Linked DNA regions of Homo sapiens: region 2 is linked to region 1. The links are chromatin contacts, found by Hi-C or POLR2A ChIA-PET in ENCODE. All regions are on one chromosome and are shown on one strand. Each heading gives the region's core, a stretch centred on a gene start or an enhancer-like site at or near the end of the contact. The rest is flanking DNA. Distances are from core to core; before and after follow the strand shown. Region 1 has its middle 130 kb from the start of ZNF217. Region 2 holds the start of BCAS1 (brain enriched myelin associated protein 1).

Region 1 (7,015 bases), core at 2,153-4,652:
ATTAGCCAGGCATGGTGGCGGGCACCTCAAATATTTTAGAATCGCTTGAACCCAGGAGACAGAGGTTGAAGTGGGCCAAGATTGTGCCATTGCACTCCAGCCTGGGTATGAAGAGCAAAAACTCTATCTCAAAAAAAAAAAAAAAAAGAACAAGAAAAATATTTACATGCCATCACTGATTTTAAATTCTTCCTGGCCAGGCACATCGGCTCACAGCTGTAATTCCAGCACTTTGGGAGACTGAGGTGGGCAGATCCCTTGAGTCTAGGAGCTCGAGACCAACCTGGCCAAACATGACAAAACCCTGTCTCCAAAAAAATACATAAATTTGCCAGGCGTGGTGGTGCGTGTCTGTAGTCCCAGCTACTGGAAAGGCTGGGGTGGGATGGTTTGAGTCCGGGAGCAGAGGTTGCAGTGAGCCGAGATAATGCCACTGACCTCCAGCCTGGGTGACAGAGTGAGACTCTGTCTCAAAAAAAAATTCTTCCTAGTAATAGTAGATAATAGCCAACACCACCTTCTTCAATACTCAAATTTTAGATACCAGTTCCTCTATAAAATATTTTTAGACCGCTTTCCCACCCAATAATAGAACTGAACCTCTTCTTGGTTTCTCCCCATTGTACCCCATTCATATTTCTGTTCTCCACCCAACACTTTTTTATTCTTGATTGTCCTCCAGGCTACCTCTGCTCACTCTGCCCTGATAACACTGAATACAGGAACTGTCTCCATCACCCAGAACTCCCGGAACCAAGCACTCAGCCCGACACGTCATACTTATTAAAAACACGGAGGTCGTGAGTGGATTTCCACGTATTGTTCTAGATGATGGAGAGGCCTGAAGAGTGAGGAGTGGGGAAGAAATGTCATCGCTGTTTTCACCTGCACCCTTGTTTCAGAGAAGTGAATAGTCATTCATCTCTGGTCAACAAAATGATAATAGTAGCAGCAACAATAATATTCTCTTTTTTTGAGCACTTCTTATGTGCCAAGTACTTTATGTATGCATTATCATAATTAAGTCTTTCAACAATACCATAAATCATATAATATTATGATCTCTATTTTTCCAGGGAGGAAACTGAGGAATAGAGAGAGTAAGTGGTGGGGGTGGGGGGCGCGGTGGCTCACGCCTGTAATCCCAACACTTTGGGAGGCCAAGGTGGGCAGATTGCTTGAGCCCAGGAGTTCAAAACCCACCTGAGCAACATGACAAAAACCCATCTCTATAAAAGATATAAAAATCAGCAGGGCGTGATGGTGTGTGCCACCAGTCCCAGCTACTCAGGAGACTGAGGTGGGAGGATCACTTGAGCCCAGGATGTGGAGGTTGCAGTAAACCGAGATCATACCACTGCACTCCAGCACTGACAACAGAGTGTGAGATCCTATCTCAAACAAAACAAAACAAAACAAAACAAAACAAAACAAAACAAAACACCACCAAGTTAGTGGTGAGGGCAGGATTTGACACCCAGATCCAACTGATGGATTTGAAGTCTTCAATCCGAAATACTACCTCTCTATTGTTCACATAGCCTTAAATTACTATTACTTCTACTACTTGTAAGCTGGACTATATGTTTGTTATTTCTATTAAAAGTATTGGAATTTTGATTCAGCAGTAAATACAGATCCAAATGAAACAGTGGCTTAAGCATAGAAAGGTTGTTTCCTTCATATAACAAGAAGTCCAGAGGTCAGCTCCTGCTGGTTTGATTCATTGGTTCGAGGATGCAAAGGATGAGATTTCCAATATTTTCTCGGACTTGCCCTCTTAGTCACAAAATTGCCACTTAAGCTCCACCAATCATTCCCATATTCCAGGCAGATAAAAAAAAGAAAAGTAGAAGGCAAAATGGCACCTGCCCAAGAGATAAAGCCTAGGCCGGGCATGGTGTCTCACACCTGTAATCCCAGCAGTTTGGGAGGCTGAGGCGGGCAGATCAGCTTGAGGCCAGGAGTTCAAGACCAGCCTGGCCAAAATGGTGAAACCCCGTCTCTACTAAAAATATAAAAAATTAGCTGGGTGTGGTGGCACACAACTGTTATCTCAGCTACTGAGGAGGCTGAGGCATGAGAATCACTTGAGCCTGGGAGGTGGAGGTTGCAGTGAGCCAATTGATATTGCACCATCACTACACTCCAGCCTGGGCGATACAGTGAGACCCTGTCTCAAAAAAAAAAAAAAAAAAAAAAGGAAGATAAGGCCTTTTTACAGAGCATTCCCACATGTCTCATCTGTATCTGCTTTCACTTCAGAAGTCACCCCTATTGGCAAGTGAGACTAGGATATAGATATATTTAACTGAGGACATTGCTGACCCCAACAGTATGGTGGCTCTGTTCACAAAGAATAGGGATGGTGGGTTGGCAGGTAACATTCTCTGCCACACTTCAAGTTATCTGTTTATGTCTATCACTTCATATCTTTTTTTTTTTTTTTTTTTTTGAGACAGAGTATCACTGTCGCCCAGGCTGGAGTACAGTGGCATGATTTCAGCTCACTGCAACTTCCAACTCCTGGTTCAAGCAATTCTCCTGCCTCAACCTCCTGAGTAAATGGGATTACAGGTGCGTACCACCATGCCCAGCTAATGTTTATATTTTTAGTAGAGACAGGGTTTCACCATGTTGACCAGGCTGGTCTGGAACTCTGACCTCAGGTGATCTGCCCACCTTGGCCTCCTAAAGTGCCAGGATTACAGGCATGAGCCACTGTGCCCAGCCAATTCATATCTATATCTTTAAATATTTATGCCTTATTCCAGGGGTTGGCAAACTAAGCCTACTGCCTGTTTTGAGAAATAAAGTTTTATTGGAAAACAGCCATGCTCATTCATTTACATATTGTGTATGGCTGCTTTCACAGGGCAAGGCAGAGTTTAGTAGTTGCTACAGAGAGGCCAGGTGGGCGCAGTGGCTCACGCCTGTAATCTCAGTACTTTAGAAGGCAGAGGCAAGAGGATCACATGAAGCCAGGAGTTCAAGACCAGCCTGGCCAACATGGCGAAATCCCGTCTCTACTAAAAATACAAAAATTAGTCAGGTGTGGTGGTGCAGGACTGTAATCCCAGCTATGGGCTGAGGCACAAGAATCATTTGAACCCGGTAGGCGGAGGTTACAGTGAGCCAAGATCACACCATTGCACTCCAGCCTGAGCGTCAGAGCAACACCCTGTCTCAAAAAGAAAAAAAAAAAAAGTTACTACAGAGGCCATCTGGCCTCCAAAGCCTAAAATATGTTTTTTTTTAATAGTTAATATCTCACCATTTACCAAAAAATGTTGCCAACTCCTCTTTTATTCTATTTCTTTTTGTCTTTGGAAAAACAAATTGTACCTCACTGTGACTCATTCACTGAAATGAGAATAGACCCAAATATAGTAGGTAAGACAGGAAGCAATCCTCCGTCATAATTTTAGTGTCTCTTTGTCATTCGTGCTGTGGCTCCAATTAACAAAGACCATTCAAAGAGCATATGAGATTTAATAGGCGTTTCCACTGTGATTTGCTGCAAGGTCTGAGCAATTTGATGTCATTTTTCAATATCTCTCACAACAATGGCAATCATTTTCACTAAAGAATAAACACACTTTTTGACTCCAGATGCCCAGAGACATTCCAGAAGACTCACACACAGGAACAATCTAAAATTATTCAGCTTTGGCCAGGTGTGGTGGCTCACTCCTGTAATCCCAGCACTTTGGGAGGCCGAGGCAGGCAGATCACCTGAGGTTGGGAGTTTGAGACCAGCCTCATCAACATGGAGAAACCCTGTCTCTACTAAAAATACAAAATTAGCCGGGCGTGGTGGCGCATGCCTGTAATCCCAGCTACTCGGGAGGCTGAGGCAGGAGAATCACTTGAACCTGGGAGGAAGAGGTTTTGATGAGCCGAGATCACACTATTGCACTCCAGCCTGGGCAACAAGAGCGAAACTCCATCTCAAAATAAATAAATAAAATAAAATAATTCAGCTTTGTACTCTATAGAAACATCACATTCAAAGGCAACTTTGTATGTGTGGGGATAATTACAAGTTTGATGGTAAGTGCAGGTTATCTGAGGAATAATTTCTGTGAAGAATTATACAGAAGTATACAGAGTGTTGATTGAAGAATATCTTTTTTTTTTTTTTTTGAATCTCACTCTGTCACCAGGCTGGAGTGCAGTGGTGCAATATCGCCTCACTGCAACCTCCGCCTCCTGGGTTCAAGTGATTCTCCTGCCTCAGCCTCCCAAGTAGCTGGGACTACAGGTGTGCACCACCATGCCTAGCTAATTTTTATATTTTTAGTAGAGACAGGGTTTCACCATGTTGGCCAGAGTGGTCTCAATCTCTTGACCTTGTGATCTGCCCACCTCAGCCTCCCAAAGCGCGGGGATTACAGGCATGAGCCACCATGCCCAGCCGAAGAATATCTTTTTTTTTTTTTTTTTTTTGAGATGGAGTTTCGCTCTTATTGCCCAGGCTGGAGGGCAATGGCGCCATCTCGGCTCACCGCAGTATCTGCCTCCTGGGTTCAAGCGATTCTCCTGCCTCAGCCTCCCAAGTAGCTGGATTACAGACAAGCGCCACCACACCCAGCTAATTTTGTATTTTTAGTAGAGGCAGGGTTTCTCCATGTTAGTCAGGCTGTTCTCGAACTCCCGACCTCAGGAGATCTGCTTGCCTCAGCCTCCCAAAGTGTTGGGATTACAGGCGTGAGCCACCGCGCCTAGCCCAAAGACTATCTTATAGCAAATCTCTACAGATTGAGAAAAATCAAAAGTATTTATGTACCTGTAGGCTTGTAAAAATCTACATGCTATACTTTCATTCAATACTCTATACAGAGCAGACACATTTTTTGCAAAGGATTTGCAACCAAATAACTTTCATAGTTCAAAAAATTTCTGTTTATCAACTTGCTGGCATTGTCATATGGCTATATTATATACAGTTTATAGTTCACGCAACCTGCCAGCTCCAAAATTGTGTTTCTTGACAAATTTGAGGTTTTGGGATTTTTCTTTAGATGGAGTTTCACTGTTGTCACCCAGGCTAGAGTGCAATGGCCCAATCTCAGCTCACTGCAACCTCCACCTCCCAGGTTGAAGCGATTCTCCTGCTTCAGCCTCCCGAATAGCTGGGATTACAGGTTTGTGCCACCACGCCTGGCTAATTTTGTATTTTTAGTAGAGATGGGGTTTCCCCATGTTGGTCAGGCTGATCTCGAACTCCTGACCTCAGGTGATCCACCCGCCTCAGCCTCCTAAAGTGCTGGGATTAGAGGCGTGAGCCACCTCACCAGGCCTGGTGTCTCTTCTTATAAGGACACTAATCCCATCAGATAAAGGCTCCACTCTTATGACTATATTTAACCGTAATTACTTTCTCACTCCAAATACAGTCACATTTGAGGTTAGGGCTTCAACATATGAATTGGGAGGGGACACGATTCAGTCCATAGCAACCTGTAAAACAATAATTTCTCAACAAATGGTAGCTAGTATAATTTTATTATTATTATTAATCATCATCATAGCTTTCAAGAGCAGTCCCCACTCTGAGCTTTGCAGGTTTGTGAGCAGCTCAGACAATTACCCCTAGCTGGGACAGATAGAAAAAGCTCATAAGGTTGGGCATGGTGGCTCATGCCTATAATCCCAGAGCTTTCGGAGGCCAAGGCAGGAGGATCGCTTGCATCCAGGAATTGGCGACCAGCCTGGGCGACATAGTGAGACCCCATTTCCACAAAAAATAAAAAATGAGCCAAGTGTTGTGGTGTGTGCCTATAGTCCCAGCTACTAGGGAGGCTGAAGTGGGAGGATCACTTGAGCCTGGGAGGTTGAGGCTGCAATGAGCTGTGATCACGCCAATGCACTGCAGCCTGGGCAACAGAGTGAGACCCTGTCTCAAAAAAAAAAAGCTCATGAGCTAATGAAATAGTCTTTCTTTCCAAGTGAAATGAAAAACTGGATTTCACAAGTAGCGATCATTGTTTACCAAGAAAAGAAGAAACGATTTTGAAGAATATTGTGAAATGCTGAAAGGCCAGAAAAAAAAAAGTCCTCTTTTCTCATTGGCAGACAGAGGAGATGGGTAAGGTGGCATCTTTCTTCAAAGCCAGTTCAGCCTGGAGATGAATGTGAGAGCTTCAGGGAAAACCAGCTCCTGCTCGGGCCCCCAGAATGATGGGTGAGCTCTGACGGAGACTGAAGCCCACATGAGGCTCTTCTGGTGCCTGCAGTGGATAGACGTGCTGGCTCTCTAAAGAAAGAGCCAGGCAGATGGCTACCAGCTCCAATTACTTTCCAGTCATTTCTCAAGTGTGTAAACTCTCTGGGTGCTATTGTCCTCCGCCCCCCTTTCAGGAGGGTATTAATGCCAGATTAGTGATCTGAAGCAGGCCCTCATGCCTCTGTGGGGCTGCAGACGGGTGCCTCCTTGAACGTGGTGTTTCCAAAACAAGACACTGGCCTCCGAGAATGTGTTTTATCACCTCTCAAGCCTTGAATGGGAAAATTCAGTGGAGATTTGCTTTTCATTATTTTCTCCAAAATGTGTGTGTAACTCCTAGATATTTATTCCCTCAGGAGTACTCCCACACACATGAAATACCGTACAAGTTTATTTGTTGCAGCACTGATTGTAAGAGCACAGGAGCAGAAATTATTTAAATACTCATTCATAGGAGACCGGTGACAGAAATTAATTCATTAAAAGGAATACTATGCAGCAGTTACGGCAAAGAGTGAGGAGGTGCTGGCAGGTACGCAGTGACGCCAAAATCACTGTGAAATAACAACAGCCGGGCATGGAGGCTCGTGCCTGTAATCCCAGCATTTCGGGAGGCCGAGGTGAGAGGATAACATGACATGAGGCCAGGAGTTCGAGACCAGCCTGGCCAACATGGTGAAACCCCATCTCTACTAAAAATACAAAAATTAGCCGGGCATGGTGGCTCATGCCTGTATTCTCAGCTACTTGGGAGGCTGAGGCAGGAGGATCACTTGAACCCAGGAG
Region 2 (7,015 bases), core at 2,766-5,265, 350 kb before region 1:
TGACTTTGCAGAAACTTAACTACTCATAAGCTACTGTTGACCAGAATCCTTACTAATAACATAAACATGTTTTCTATGTTTTATGTATTAACACGTTTTCTATGTTATATGTATTACATTTGTATATTGCATTCTTACAATAAAGTAAGCTAGAGAAAAGAAAATGGTATTAAGAACATTAAAAAGACAACGCATTCTAAGAAACATCATAAGGAAGAGAAAATATATTTACTATTCATTAAGTAGACATGGATCATCATAAAGGTTTTCTTCCTTGTCATCTTCACATTGCATAGGCTGAGGAAGAGGAGGAAGAAGAGGGGTTGGTCCTGTTGTCTCAGGGGTGGCAGAAGAAGGGAAAAAATCCATGTCTAAGTGGACTCATGCAGTTCAAACCCTTGTGGTTCAAGGGTCAGTTGTAGTGTTATCTTTGAACTTGGGTTGAGTAAGTAAAATCTGATGAGACAATGAAGCATAGTCATGAGATACAAGCAATATGCAAGTCTACTGTTCATTGCCACCTATTCACATATAACATCCATGATGCCCATGAGCAGAGAATGCCAGTGAGTTCATGACTATTCAGTAAGCCTCAAAGCAAGTAAAACACATGTGAGTTACAGCTGCAATTGAGTATGTGGAGGCACTGACACCCCAAGAGTCCAGGCTTTCCACGCAAATCAGAAATTATCTTCAATACAGAAAAAAGGCAGCACATTCTAAGAAACACAAACAACAAAAGAATCCTATCCTAGCCTTTCTTACCCAGGTTACCTCCCTGTAAGGGCCAACCACTTGTGCTGAAAATGATAACATAGCAAGACAGAAATATAGGGCAGCTTAGAGTTTCTTTTTCTTTTGATTTTTCCTTATTCATCAATAAACTGAAGATAGAGAGCATTAGTAGAATGGGTGAGTATCCAGAGGTAGAGTAAAAACAGTTGAATGATGACTTCTATGCAGCGTTTACACTGTTTTAGTGAGAACAGACTACGGGGGCCCCGTAACTAACTACAAAATACAAGTCGTATGATTTTGGTGATTCTGCCCTCGAGTTCATTGCATTTCAAACCAGCATGGCTTGATCTAAAGACGGATGGCAAAACTCACGCTGATCACTTACATTTTTATTTTTTCTTCCCTTAGAATGACTTCAAATAATAAGTAAAATACATGACAGGTAGAGAAAGAGACCAGGAAGGAGAGAAAACAGCTTTATGTTTCATACCTTTAACGGTACTTTTCCCTGCTTTTAGAACAAAGGGCTCATCGTTTTTGTTTTGCACTGGGTTCAGCAGATTATGTAGCCGGTCCTGCCTCATCACCACTCCTGACTACACCAGCTGATGCTTGGTGATGGTCTACAGTTTGCCAGACCCTTCATCACCACTCCTGACTACACCAGCTGATGCTTGGTGATGGTCTACAGTTTGCCAGACCCTTCATCACCACTCCTGACTACACCAGCTGATGCTTGGTGATGGTCTACAGTTTGCCAGACCCTTCATCACCACTCCTGACTACACCAGCTGATCCTTGGTAATGATCTACAGTTTGCCAGATCCTTCATCACCACTCCTGACTACACCAGCTGATGCTTGGTGATGGTCTACAGTTTGCCAGACCCTTCATCACCACTCCTGACTACACCAGCTGATCCTTGGTGATGATCTACAGTTTGCCAGATCCTTCATCACCACTCCTGACTACACCAGCTGATGCTTGATGATGGTCTACAGTTTGCCAGACCCTTCATCACCACTCCTGACTACACCAGCTGATCCTTGGTGATGATCTACAGTTTGCCAGATCCTTCATCACCACTCCTGACTACACCAGCTGATCTTTGGTGATGGTCTACAGTTTGCCAGACCCTTCATCACCACTCCTGACTACACCAGCTGATCCTTGGTGATGGTCTACAGTTTGCCAGATCCTTCATCAACACCCTTGACTACACCAGCTGATGCTTGGTGATGGTCTACGTTTTGCCAGACACACTGCTGAGTGCCCCCACCTGAATGATTTTTCTTAATCTCCTAAATCACTCATATCCCTAAACCTTATGTTTTTCTTCTGTAAAATGGGAGCAAAAGATCTTAATTTCACTGTGGACATAAATGAAATGGACGGATAAACACAAAAGGCTTTGCAAAGACTAATGCCATCCAAATGGCAGTTACTGCCATGTATAATTTAAAAGAGAGCAAGACAATGGGGAGTGTTAGCTCACGCCTATAATCCCAGCACTTTGGGAGACTGAGGCGGGTGGATCACTTGAGGTCAGGAGTTCCAGACCAGCCTGGCCAACATGGAGAAACCCCACCTCTACTAAAAATACAAAAATTAGCCAGGCATGGTGGTGCACACCTGTAGTCCCAGCTACTTAGGAGGCTGAGGCAACAGAATTGCTTGAACCTGGGAGGCAGAGGTTGCAGTGAGCCGAGATAACACCACTGCACTCCAGTCTGGATGACAAAGCAAGACTCCGTCTTAAAAAAAAAAAAAAAAAGAATGAACAAGTCCAATCAGCCAGGAGTTGCAGAGTACCTACTCTATCATAGAGGGATCCCCATCCTCGTTTTGCAGGGTGCCAGGAGTTGGGGATACAAGAATAGATGCAAAATAAACACAAAGGAGCACACAGCTGAGGGGGCTGACAGAGACTTAGGGAAGTACAGTAGCTTGCTCATAATTCCACAGCCGATCAGTAAGAATCAAGATCCGAGCCCTTGTCTGTCTCAACCCAGGGCCAGAGCTCAAGCTCCTGAGCCTCCAGGCTTGGGTCAGCACAGAGCGTGTGCATGGCAGCTGCTTAATAATTGGGTTTACTACATTCCAGATTGACATGTACAGTGCTGAGCTGGAATCGACTTTACAACCCTAATTACGGTGTGCCTGGTTGTGTATTCAGCATTTATTTAAATAGTATTTTTTTTCTTAAATGTTGATTTCTGAAAGAGGCCTTCCCCAGCTCTCTCTATTTCTCTCCCTTAGCTGCCTTGGCTTTTCTTTTATAATGAGAATCACACCCTGTAATTCTATGTTTATATTTACAGGATTCTATGTCCAATGACACTGAGTGCAAGAAGGGTAGAGACCCAGCATCTTTTACTCACCTCTTTAAACTCTGGCTTATATATATAGCCTGGTGCTTGACAAGTATTCATGATAGGGGTTAAGCTGAGTATACTGTTGAATAAAACCACAATAATTATTGGTCGCAATTCTCTTGAATGTCTTCTCCAGAGCACTAAGTAGTGTAACTTATCAAGTTTCCTTTCTTGCATTGGCTGTTAGGAAGCTCAAAGCCATATCTGCAAACCCTTCATAGCAAGTCTGTAAATCAACAAGAGCATTTATTTTTGATCCTGTTCTCATTTGATGTTCCAAATTTTGTTCTTCAATCTTCTTTTGTTACATGTTATTTCATGCTCTCATAATCTATTGTATATGTCCTTGTAAGACACTTTAAACAACATCCTTGCTTGAATTAAATAAATTGCATAGCCTGTCGAATTTCTGGCCTGCAAAGAAAAAGAATGCCCTTTCCAACATCATGGTATGTCTCCAGAGCAATAAACCACCCTCAGGTTACCTGATTTCTGGTGTCCAAACCCCTTTGGGAATAAGGTTTACATGACTAGGGGTAGTTGAGTGGATGAGAAGCTATTTCCTTCCAATTAGGTGGTTAGGTGGTGGTGGAGGTGGTGTTCTGAAGTCAGCAGACAGAACTACAAAATCTCACAGAACGTGTTTTCCCTGCTCTGACCATGACCTACGGTTACTGGGGAAGGAAACTGCTTCCCCAGGTCAACCCGGCAGCCTCAGTAGGTGAGGGGCACTGGGTAGAATACTTGGGGTGCCAGGGAGGCATTAATGCGAGAGGAGTCAGGTGCTCAGTTTTTATTGGAGTTGGGAGGGCAGCCCCACATCAGGAAGAGAACCTGTTTCTGCAGGATGGTCCGGGGAGAAGGGAGGACTCCACCCAGGCTTGTGTTTGCCCTGCTCTGTGTATTCAGCCAGCAGGCTCTGCACAAGGAAGCAAAGTGCAGGGAGCCAGGCTCCACCGACAGCCAGGCACTGGGCAGCACGCACTGGAGACCCAGGACCCTGTGCAGGAGCAGCTCCGGGTGACACGAGGGGACTGAAGATACTCCCACAGGGGCTCAGCAGGTAACTGCTTTCAGATCCTTTAGGCATGGCTGGAGGGTTTGCTGTTTGTGGTAGACGGTGTCATATAGAGGCCAGGGGTCAGACAGGGTCAAGTTTGATCCCAGCTCTGCCTTCTGTTCACTGTGTGGCCTTGGATATGTGTAAGCCTCAGTTCCACTATCTGTGAAATGGACCCAAAGATAGCACTCATCTCAAAGTTTTTAGTTTTACAAGGAGCAAATGACAATGTGGTCAGTGTTAGGCGCATAGCCACATAAATAACTCCTATTTGGTGGAACTATTGAGGGTCATTTCAAGCACAGGACATGGGGAGAAGTCACTGGATGGAGGGATAGGCTGTGTGATTTGGGGATCCGTCAGGGCAAGAATGCCCCATAGCCGAGTGGAATCTGAGCCTTCACCTCAGGCATTGCCTAAAGAAGTGGGAGGACAAGAAAAAGGACTTGTGGAGTGCCTTTTGTGAATCTTATTTAACGCTCAAGACCACCCTATGAGGCAGCTGCTGATTCAAATCCTGGCTTCAGGACCCCTGCTGTTTACATCTCCCTCTGAACCAGTTTCCTGCCTGGAAGAGTCATTGCGATTAGAATGCGGGTGCGCTGCAGCCACACCGCCAGATGCCAGCCCCAGCTCCACCCTGGGCTGGCTGGGTGCCCTGGAGCAGGTTCCCTCAGCCCTCTGGGCCTCAGTTTCCTCATCTGTAAAGTGAACCTAATAACAGTACTGAGATCAAAGGGCTGAGAGGACTCTACTGCCCGTAAATACCTGTGCACTTAGTAACTCTTAGCTGTGGTTCTTGTTTTCGCTGTTACCATCGTCTCCATTTTACAACTAGGAACATGAAGCTGGGTGAAGAGGGAGCTGCATCTGGTTCCAGGTCTCATGGAAAGGATGCTGTGGAACTGGAGTCCAGTCGGGCCTGGGATGAGGGTGCAGCCAGTGAGACTCTCACCTTGGGCACGAAATGTAAGGGATGCCAAAAAACTCAGTCATGGAGATAAACGGTATGTTAACACAACATTTTTAAAAGTCAGAATTAATGGCAAGACACCCGTGATGAACAAACTATGAACATGTTACAGAAAGATAAGATCAGGAACAGCGGTAATTTTGATTTTCACAAATTTCATGTTAAAATACTATTCATCTCCATGGCTGAGCTTTTTGGTGTCCCTTACATTGTTCCCCCGGAGTCCAGGGCCTGATCCGCCTCAGCCTCCTGGGGATCCTGAGCTGATCACAGCAGCTTCAGGCCCTGGGTGTATATACTCAGGGTATGTAGAGGGTGCTTCCTCCTAAATAAAGACAACAGACGGGGCGGGGCATGCTAAAGTAGTTTCTCATTTAAGTGAGGGTGGGGGAACAAACCAATGTCCCAAATCACAGAAGATTCTTTTTTTCCAAAGAGTTCTGGAACCCAGAAGGGTTTTGTTTTTAGGAAAAAGGCATGAGCTTTGGGAAAAGCAATGGGCCCGTTAAAGCCCATGGATTCTGCCTGCTTTACCATGACAAGAGATGTGGAGGGAGAGGAATTGAAAAAGGCTTTGGGTTGGGGGCGGGGGTACCTTTGCACCTTGCAGGCTCATCTGTCCTGCTGGAGTATTAGATGTGACTTGATTGTCTCTGTGTCTGCAGCTTCTCTTCAAGCCAAGTGCCCTGCCCTGAAGCAGTTCAGGATTTGAGTGCCTGAGTCACGTGGACCCAGGTTCAAACCCCAGGTGTGCCTCCCCGTAGCTTTCTGACTGCTACTCTTGGGCAAGTAGGACTAGTAAGGTGCCTACCCTCATGGAGGTGACGTTCGTGAGATGAGGGGATGGCATTGCTCAGCCTTGGTTTCTTTATCTGTGCAATCAGGGAATAATGGGACTCTGCAAGGGAAAAGGAGACAATGTGTGTGAAGTGCCTGGCACCAGGGTCAGGGCAAGGGTGAAGCCAGTGAGCACCTGGGGGATAAAATGCAGGGAGGCGCTCACTCTCTGCTGCCGATTCTGCACCAGAGATGGTTGCCTTCCTATATTTTGTGTCCTGCTATGCTCACCCTGGTGCTGCCTGGCACATAGTAAGCCTCCAATTAAAATTACCTGCGATTATCATGCACTTAACAATGTTTGGTGCAATAATAAGACTATGAGAGCGAGCTCTAAGATTTTTAGGATTACCATCCGTTTGTGCAAACATAATTAAGTACTCCGAAAGCAAAACATCAATCACCAAGCAGCCCTAAAACATCCAAGGTGATTTTGATCAAGGCACCCCTGCCCCTGGACCCACAAAGTCCCATACCAGGAATCAGGGCTTGGGCAGTTCAGTGAGGACTGGATTTCAGTTCCCTGTGTCCCCTTGTACAGGAGGCAACCTGTAGCACTGTACCTGGCACTCCTGATAATAGCTGCCGTGTTCCTAGCACTGTGCGGGCACACACATGGAGCTGCAGGACTGTGGGGCAGGCAAAGCGGGGTTGTTCTTTCCTCCTGCAAGGTCTTTACTGATGTTGGGGGCAGAGGGCTGGTTCTGCTGGGTGTGCCAGCCTGGCCATGTTGGCGTCACCCTCAGCTGAGCAGTGAGGAGGGCCCCTGGGTTACCTACATTCCATTGCATTGATCGAAGGTGTTGCTTGTTTACTTGGTGACTAATTCTGTCACCATTCCACCCTTCAAAACCACCCCCCCTCCCATTCAACAGTCGTCTAGCTGCCTGCTGGTGATGAAGTTTCAGAAGTGCTTTCTCCAGGCCAGCTTGCATGGGGTTTGGCGTTTGGCCTGTTTCCAGGAGGAGGGCCTATTATTAATCTGTAACTACAAGGAGGCGACATGGACCATCAATCACTGTGTAAAAGAGG

The links. Hi-C counts contacts between places; a loop is a spot of excess contacts on that map. ChIA-PET counts read pairs that join two places held with the same protein, here RNA polymerase II (POLR2A). Pooled maps may share reads with other maps.
Region 2: a map with no recorded cell type shows a loop between it and region 1 (2.8-fold over the local background). The contact joins the promoter of BCAS1 here to the enhancer-like site in region 1. A Hi-C loop is called at or near these places in 2 of 168 maps with a recorded cell type or tissue (Caco-2 and PC-3), 8 of 37 single-sample maps with no recorded cell type and 2 of 50 pooled maps. POLR2A ChIA-PET finds 5 or more read pairs at or near these places in 3 of 52 experiments (HepG2, Panc1 and activated B cell).

The regions. Positions count from the first base shown.
Region 1 is chr20:53,717,594-53,724,608 of GRCh38, reverse strand. No RefSeq gene overlaps it. Among named protein-coding and RNA genes, the nearest start is that of ZNF217, 130 kb to the right of the region's middle. RefSeq lists an enhancer at 1-269. Within about 2 kb of position 3,402, at least 4 of the 41 ENCODE cell types and tissues checked have a DNase peak (open chromatin) inside an H3K27ac peak, as active enhancers do; they include PC-3 and Panc1, where a contact is called at or near this core.
Region 2 is chr20:54,067,594-54,074,608 of GRCh38, reverse strand. It overlaps BCAS1 (brain enriched myelin associated protein 1), which reads left to right and starts at 4,015. Exons shown (of 13, transcript NM_001366298.2): 1 at 4,015-4,176. It overlaps MIR4756 (microRNA 4756), which reads left to right and starts at 6,124; the gene lies at 6,124-6,201. RefSeq lists an enhancer at 4,422-5,296.